Regions from separate parts of the Mus musculus genome. Here region 2 is linked to region 1. A link is a loop called in an ENCODE intact Hi-C map of the cell type or tissue named here. Cell type or tissue: left cerebral cortex. All regions are shown on one strand.

Region 1 (4,000 bases):
ATTTTTGTATTGGCTTTATCTCCTGTTCCTTTTTTTGAAAATGTGCTCATCAGAATCAAGAATGTTCTGGTAGAATGTTTTACTCAAAATACCATTTTCCTTCCTTTCACTTTGCATCTGTCTGTGTTCTTGTCAATGAGGGTTCTTGTAGATAGAAATTAGTTGGAACTTGCTTTTTTAACTTATTCTATGCTTTTTGGCTGGGGACTTAGACCCTTTACATTTAAAGTTATTACTGGTAAACACAAGCTAATTTCTCCCTTACTCATCTTAGAAATGTTCTAGTTTACTGAGTCAACAAGCGTTAGTTATTTTCTATTTCTCATTTGTTTATTCATAGTAAAATTTGTTCTTTCCCTAGCCTGTATGATGTGTATCACTTCCTTCCTCTTCTGTATGTAGTATGGTTTTGAGTACCTACTGGAGTGCTGGCTTGGTAATCTAAATTACTTAAATTCATGCATATCAAGGAAGGTCTTCATTTGTCCCTTGAATTTAAATGTTAATTTTGCTGGGTATAATAATCTTGATTGGTAGTATACTTCTCGTGACTTGAAACATATTTGTCTGTATTCTTCTAGCCAATGGGGTCTGTGCTCACAGTCTGCTCTCATCCTAACAGGTTTGTCTCTGTAAATAACTCACCATTTCTCTCTGGCAGTTCCCTATATTCTTTGTTCTGTACTCTTGAATTTTAGCTTTCATGTGACATAGAAAGGTTCTTTTCTGGTGATGTCTCTTTGGGGTTCTAAATACCTCCTGTACCTGTATATCAATTTCTTTCCTTAAGTTTGGGAAATGTCCTGCTATAAAGTCTTGATGTTCATTATACCTTTCATCTATATTTTGGTTGCTTATCCTATGTGGAAGATTCACAGGCTTGCTGTCTTAATTGGGTCCCCAAATTCCTTAATGCTATAGTTGTTATTGTTTTTGCTATCTCAGTGTAACAATTCCTCACATTTTCTTCAGCTCCTCAACCTTTCCCTCTGCCCTGTCTAATCTCCAGGGGATATTTCCCACTTTGTCTATAATTTACAGAGTGTTTCATTTCCAATATTTCTTCTTTGTTGTTAGAATAGGCCAAGGGTCTTTATGAAAGGAACTTATTTGGATATTTGGGGCACAGAGAAGATGGCCATGAGAAGTCAGAGGCAAAGATCACAGAGATAAAAGAGACATAGAATGAACAGAAGGGAGAGAAAGTAGAAGGGAAGGGGGAAGGGAGAGAAGGGAGAGAGGATGGGAAAGAAGAGAAGAGAGAAAATGGAGAGGAAGAGAGAGGAGAGTGTGGGGGGAAGGGAAGAGGGAGAGGGGGGAGAGGGAGGGGGAGAGGGAGGGGAGAGGGAGGGGGAGGGGGGAGGGGGAGAGGGAGAGGGAGAGGGAGAGGGAGAGGGAGAGGGAGAGGGAGAGGGAGAGGGAGAGGGAGAGGGAGGGAGTAGCCCCGCTTAACCTTGATCTTGGGCCTATGGTTTCCAAAACTGGGAGATGCATTTCTGTTATTTGAATGTACTAGCTTGTCTGTACTAGCTTGCTACAGCAGCCACAGTGGATGCATTCTGGCAGTCAGTCATGTGGCAGTGGAGGTAGGAATTACAGACAAATTCCTTTGCTGGATTTTGAGGTTTAGCCCAAACCACAGCTAGGAGGAAGGCAGCTGAGGTGGGAACTGTGGAAAGTTTGGAAGCTGCAGTTGTCATTGTCTCTGCTGAGTAAAAACCAGTTCTGGAAGCTTTCTAAATGTCTGTTAAACCTCAAAGCTTGGCATAACCTGGTAGTGCACTCCTTAGAACCCAGCACTAGGGAGTCAGAGGCAAGAGGTCCATGAGTTTGAGGCCAAAAAGACCCTGTTCTATATTAGTCAGGGTTTTCTAGTGGAATGGAACTTACAGAATGAATCCTTTCTTTCTTTCTTTCTTTCTTTCTTTCTTTCTTTCTTTCTTTCTTTCTTTCTTCTTTCTTTTGTTCTTTCTTTCTTTCTATTATCTATCTATCTATCTATCTATCTATCTATCTATCTATCTATCTAATCTGTCTACCTATCTATAGGGGTTTATTAGAATGGCTTACAGGTGGTCCAGCTAGTCCTACAATGGCTTTCTACCAAGGAAAGAAAGTTGTTCAGCAGTCGTTCAGTCCACAAGGCTAGATGTCTCAGCTTGTTTTCAGTATATGCCTGAATCTGAAAAAAGTAGACTTTAAACTTAGACTTGCCAGAGAGAGCAAGAACAAACAGATAAAGATAGCAAGCTTCCTTCTTCCATGTCCTATATATAGTCTGCCAGCAGAAGGTGTGGACTGGATTAAAAGTGGATTTTCCCACCTCAAAATATCCAGATTAGAAGTGAATCTTCCCTTCAAATGATTTGATTAAAAAAAAAAATCCTTAGTGGTGTATCCAGCCACTAAGTTTGGTTTTAGTTAATTCCAGATGTATTGAAGCTGACAACCAGCAAACTATCTAAAAAAAGAAAAAAGAAAGAAAGAAAATGAAAAAAAAAAAAGCATTCAATCAGCCAATCATTCGGCCAATCAATCACCCAGGCTCAGCCACTGGAACTTAGAAGTGTTTTAAAGAGCGATCGCTTGTGATTTCTTCTGAAGACAAACATTTCAGAAGTGAGCTTGGCAGAAAATCTTAAAGCACACAGCCATGTGTTCCTACTCAAGTTGCAGTCAGCAAGCTCACTAATTAACTCTACCCGAGGCTGTGGGGAAAGATAAGAAGGAAAACTGAGCAGGGAGAGACTCAAGGGAGAATGGGGGGTAGGTAGGGGAGGAGATCAGGCTTAGAGTTAGGCAAATTCTGGTTGTGCCCCATCTATGCTGCATGTAGGGCAGGCTAAGCAAGGCTTCCTGGAGCCTAGAGAAAACGAAGGAGGAGAATGAGGGAGAGAAGGAAAAGGAAGAGGAGCAGAAGATGATGATGACATAGTCAGGTGGTGGCTCACACCACTCAGGAGGGCAACAGAAGCAGGTGGATATCTGTGAGTTCGAGGCCAGCTTGGTCTATAGAGTGAGTTCCAGGACAGTGGAGGGTATGCAGAAAAACACTGTCTCAAAAACCAACCAACCAACCAAACAAACAAACAAACAAACAAACAAACAGCAGCAGCAACAATAACAACAAAAACACCAAACTAATTCTCTCTTACAGAGATGATGTGGTCCTTAGGATGCGCATGGCAATGCTCTTGGTGGAGCAGGTGCTCAACTGCAGGAAGCTAATCAGAACCTTGAAAGCTCTCTGGTATTCCTGGACAAGTGGAGTGTGCGCTGTACCCTCACTGAGGAGCTTGTCCACATGCCTCTGTCACAATGAATGGCTCAAGTCTTTCATTTCCAAAGCCCACCTGCCCTGTGCCTACAGCTGCCTGGGGTGACAAAGTGCTGTCCTGCCACCACAGTGGCCAGATTAGTTTCCTATGCCTGCTATAACAAATGAAGACAAATGTGGTGACACAAAACAGGAAGTTGTCATCTCAGACCTGGGTGCTGGAAGCTTGGGATTGGACAGCGCCTTGCTGATCACACTTTAAGAACCTTAACTAACTGTTCACTAACAGTTTTATTTCCAGGCAAGGTTGCATCCCAAAGATCCAAGCAAACATGAATCTTGGTGGATGTCATTCAATCCACCATGAGAGAGGAACACACTATGGCTTAAATATGGAACGCTTCCTACAGAATTCATGTGTTGAATAATTGATCCCCCAAATGGTAGTATTCTCTCTCTCTCTCTCTCTCTCTCTCTCTCTCTCTCTCTCTCTCTCTCTCTGTGTGTGTGTGTGTGTGTGTGTGTGTGTGTGTAAACTTTAGGAGGAGGTAAGACTCTGGAGGATATAGGTCCCTGTGAGTGTGTCTTGAAGGTTACATACATAGTCTCAGGCTATCCCACCCCACTTTCCATTTGCCCAGAGGTGAACAACCTCTTTCTGCTCAGTCCTTCTGTGTGTGTGTGTGTGTGTGTGTGTGTAAACTTTAGGAGGAGGTAAGACTC
Region 2 (4,000 bases), 56 kb after region 1:
GGCTTGCATATAGAGTTGACTGTGCAATGCTTGTTGGTCTTGCGTCTTCACTGATCTTTGCTTCACTGTGAGAGGCACAGCTGAGAACTTTATCTGGTGTTCCTGTTGGCCCTGGTCCCTCCTGATAACTCGAGGCCTGGCTAAGGCCTGGCTGTCTCTGCTAGGCAGTGCCACTACTGCTGATTTCATGTTTGCTATCTTGACTCTGCTGAACTTGACTGCTAGTATATCTGTGAAGTGTTTGCGAGTGGATCAAGCTGCCGCTGCTGACCTGTGAACTGAACTGAACTGCTAGTTTCCTGACAATGCAGATGAGACTTTCTCCAAAGATAGTTTACAAAAAGTAAACTATAGTCTCCAAAGATAGACAGGTTCACTTCTCCATAGCCTTTCTTTTCCACCACCTCTGGTGAGTGGTGGGCCAAAAGGGAGGTTAAAGCATTTAAGAATCATCATTAAAAGTAGGCTTTGAAAAAAATAAATTTACAGTAGTGTCTGGATCCTGCCTCAATTTCTCAATGATCAACAAATTGGGCCAATGCTAGCCATTTACAGCCTCTGGAGCACTGTCTAGAGATTCAGATTCAAGAGGCCTGAGGTGCAGCCTGGATCAGGATGCTCTGAGAGTACTGCAGGCACTGTGATATACAACTACCTGCACCTGCAAACCACTGCTATGGGGATAGCAAGAACATAATAGGGCATTCAAGCAAGGTAGGGAGCCATGGTGGCCTCAATTCCCCATTTAAGGAAAGCTTCAAGCTTTCTTTAGAGTGTTGTCTGATCCAGCATTTTATAATTGGATTATTTTAAAATCCATTTGTTTATAGGTTATCAGGGTATCCTTTGTGTATTTCACAGTAGACAGGGGCTTACAGAAAAAGAGGAACCTTGCCGCATGTGAACAAGGGAGCCTATGCCCGTTTAACTTTGATTTGTAAACATGGACATTGACAAGCAAGGTAACCGTGAGGGGGAGAGGTTGGACTGGTGACAATTGTGGAATGCGATTTTCAGCCCAGTGTTGAAGAGAGAATAACAAAGTGGGACATCCTTCTGTGGGGGTACCCAGAAGGATGCAAGGGATTCACTCTAGAGACTCATAACAAAGGGGCCACAAAAAAATAGACTGAGAGAAAGATCCTCAAAATCCACTTCTCCCACACCAGCAGCTGCCCTGCTCCCATGGGGGTGCATTTGCCCAATCAGTGGACCTGTGGTAATTACATCCATGGGGCAGACCAGGCCTGGCAGCAAAGTATGAGGCTGATAACAAGAACACAGGCTGAGTGGACAGCCGCTGCAAAGCCAAAGAAGTCAAGAGAGAGTCTAATACATTTAAAAGCCCTCATCACCCACAGTGGAACTGGGTTCCCAGATAGGTGTCTTCTGCTCTGGTAAGAGAAGACTGACTTTTGGCAAGGGGACGAGGGGGCAGAAAACAACCTGCTGATGCAGGTGTGGTCACCATAGATACAGTGGATACAGTTCCCGTGCGTGCTCGTCCCAGCATCCTGCTCAGCGAGGTTTTAAACGTGAAGAAAAGCAGCAGACATTTGAAAGAGTTGCTAGCACAGAGGGAAGAGACAAAAAGAACCGGAAGAAAGAGAAAGGGTTCTGCAGCCAGAGACAGGATGCAGGGAGGCTGCTGCTCCCCTGCAGGGGAAACAAGCAGAGGGAAAGGCCTCAGGTATCAAAACTGAGACCATCACAATACATAATGCATGGGGAGGGATGGGATGTGGTCAATGGATGCATGGAGCATGGGAGTGGGGATGTCCCATTCAGTTGAGACATTGTCTCCAAAAGATTGGGCTGTATGGAAGCCTGCACTCTTAATTAGTGACAATGTGAGTGGGTCCAGCCCATTATGGGTGGTACCCCTGGGCTAGCCATCCTGAGTGCTATAAGGAAGCAGGCTAAGCAAGACAGTAAATGGTATTCTTCCATGGCCTCTGCTTCTGTTCCTGCCTCTAGGTTCATGCCTCGAGTTCCTATCCTGACTTCCCTCAATTACGGACTGTGATCAGACATGAGAGCAGAAATTAACCCTCTTCTCCTTAAGGTGTCTCTAGTCATAGTGTTTATCATAGCAACTGAAACCCTAAGACAATCAAGAGGAAGTCAGAGTGAGGCAAAACGACAGGACCTCTCCCAGGATGAACCTTCCAGTGGAAGCTGTCTGTGTGAACGCTCAGTGGATGAAGAGAAGCTTTGCTGAGAGCAACACCCGGGCTCAGCCTCACACCTCCATCCCTTTCAGAAGAGCCAGGGAAAGTGTCTTTCTATAAATTGTTTGAGTTGTGTCTTCCTTGAGGCAGATGGTGGAGACGTAGAGGAGGGAACAAGGATTCTCAGGGTAATTAATGCCAGAGCAGTGTGGGATGTGGGAGAGCCAGGCCAGTCTAGGGAAGGAGAGGAAACTGCATGGTCTTAGAGATAAGAACAGATCAACATGGGATTTTAGACTCCCAGATCCGAGACTTCTGAATGCAGGTGGGGAAAATGCTTTCCATTTAATAGTCATTACAGTCAGTTTGGCATGATGGCTTGTCAGCTGTGGATCCCAAGTGAGGACATAGCATCTCATTTAATGGATCCCAGAAGAGGACACAGCATCTCATTTAAAGGTTCCATTGGCTCCGTGGAGTGTAGGTGAACTTTCATTTTACAGACACAGATTCTGAGCCTCAGAGAGCTGAAGTTGCTTGTCTGGGTCACACAGCTGGAGAGAAGCAGAGGCCAGGCTCTCTCCTACAACTTCCCAACATCCACTTCAGCTCATTTCCCACCGTGTACATGGGAGAGCAGCTGGCCTGCCCGTGTCATCCGTGGGCACTGTATCCTAGGCGTGGTTACTGAAGCATTCTCAGTTGTCAAATGTATTAGACTCTCTTGATTTCTTTGGTTTTGCAGTGGTTGTTCGCTCGGCCTGGAACTGTGTTCTCCTTCCCTTCCACTGAGTGATTGTCCCTCACACTACAAGGTAGATGCCACCCTCTCTAGAAAAATTTCCATTGCATTTGTCCCCATGGCTCTCCCACTCCTGGGTTCTTTTATGGCCATACTCCTCTGTATTCTGACACTTGCTTTTCTAAACCCTGAGGTGTCCTGCCTGCAGAGGCTTTCCCTGACGCCTCTCTGTAGGGTCCAGTGTGCTAGGACACCCAGAAGAAAAAAAAATGAGAAGAATCGTGTGCCTATGGAAGGCAAGGGTTATGGATGCCCGGAACCTGCCATGGTCTGAAGACCCGTTCCAGTGGTCACGGGCCTTTATGAGGCAGAAATCTCAGGAGCACTGGCTCAGCTGCAAAGAGGGAGCAACTTGGGAGACAGTTTGCAAGAGAGAGCAGTGCAAGGGGCCTGGTGGCCAGAGAGTGAAGGCACAGTTGTCAGGGGCTTGTGACTCACTTCCAGAATCTAACTCCTCCGTCAAAGCCATGTCCTCAAAGGGCAACTTTCCTAATCATTTCCCCTGTGGCCCTTCAGAGATAGGATAGCTGGGTTCAGACAAGCTTCAAAGGCTTCCTTTACAATTCCATTTGACACGACTTCAAGAACTGTTAAATTTATCTTCGCTTCCTTTGCTCCCTTGCTTGCAGACAGAGCTGCCACGGCTGTGCTGTCTCTGGAGGTAAAGTTACCCCCACTGGAGGCATGAATCACCAAATCAGAAGTTCAGGCAGCCAGGAGCCTCAGAGCTAAATCGTCACTGAGACTGCCTTTGATGTACAGAGGACTGGAAGTCAGGAGAGGTGGTTCACCCCAGAGAGACAGCATGAGCACTTGGTGGCCAGTAGGAGTTGGCTATTCACCTCCCAGTCCGTAACACGGGGCAGATATCATAGTTTCTTTTCTATTACTGTGGAGGTACACCATGACCAAGGCAACTTACAAAAGAAAGCATTTAACTAGGGGCTTACTGACAGTCTCATGAGGTCATGACCATCATGGTGGGGAGCATGGCAGAGAAGGCAGGCATGGCCCCACACCAGTAGCT

What was found. A loop is a pair of places that touch in the nucleus more often than their neighbours do. Peaks named below come from ENCODE experiments on the same cell type or tissue, not always from the same donor. Only the 100,000 strongest peaks of a DNase experiment are listed, where the experiment ranks them.
Region 2: a loop joins it to region 1, with 2.0 times the contacts of the local background. A loop is called at or near these places in 1 of 42 quality-filtered maps.

The regions. Positions count from the first base shown.
Region 1 is chr5:38,369,885-38,373,884 of GRCm38, forward strand. The region is part of intron 10 of Slc2a9 (solute carrier family 2 (facilitated glucose transporter), member 9); the gene reads right to left. Among named protein-coding and RNA genes, the nearest start is that of Gm40290, 16 kb to the left of the region's middle. In left cerebral cortex, no CTCF peak of the experiment used is centred here; DNase peaks (open chromatin) are centred at 1,667, 2,295 and 2,661.
Region 2 is chr5:38,425,639-38,429,638 of GRCm38, forward strand. The region is part of intron 5 of Slc2a9 (solute carrier family 2 (facilitated glucose transporter), member 9); the gene reads right to left. Among named protein-coding and RNA genes, the nearest start is that of Slc2a9, 53 kb to the right of the region's middle. In left cerebral cortex, no CTCF peak of the experiment used is centred here; DNase peaks (open chromatin) are centred at 2,315 and 3,638.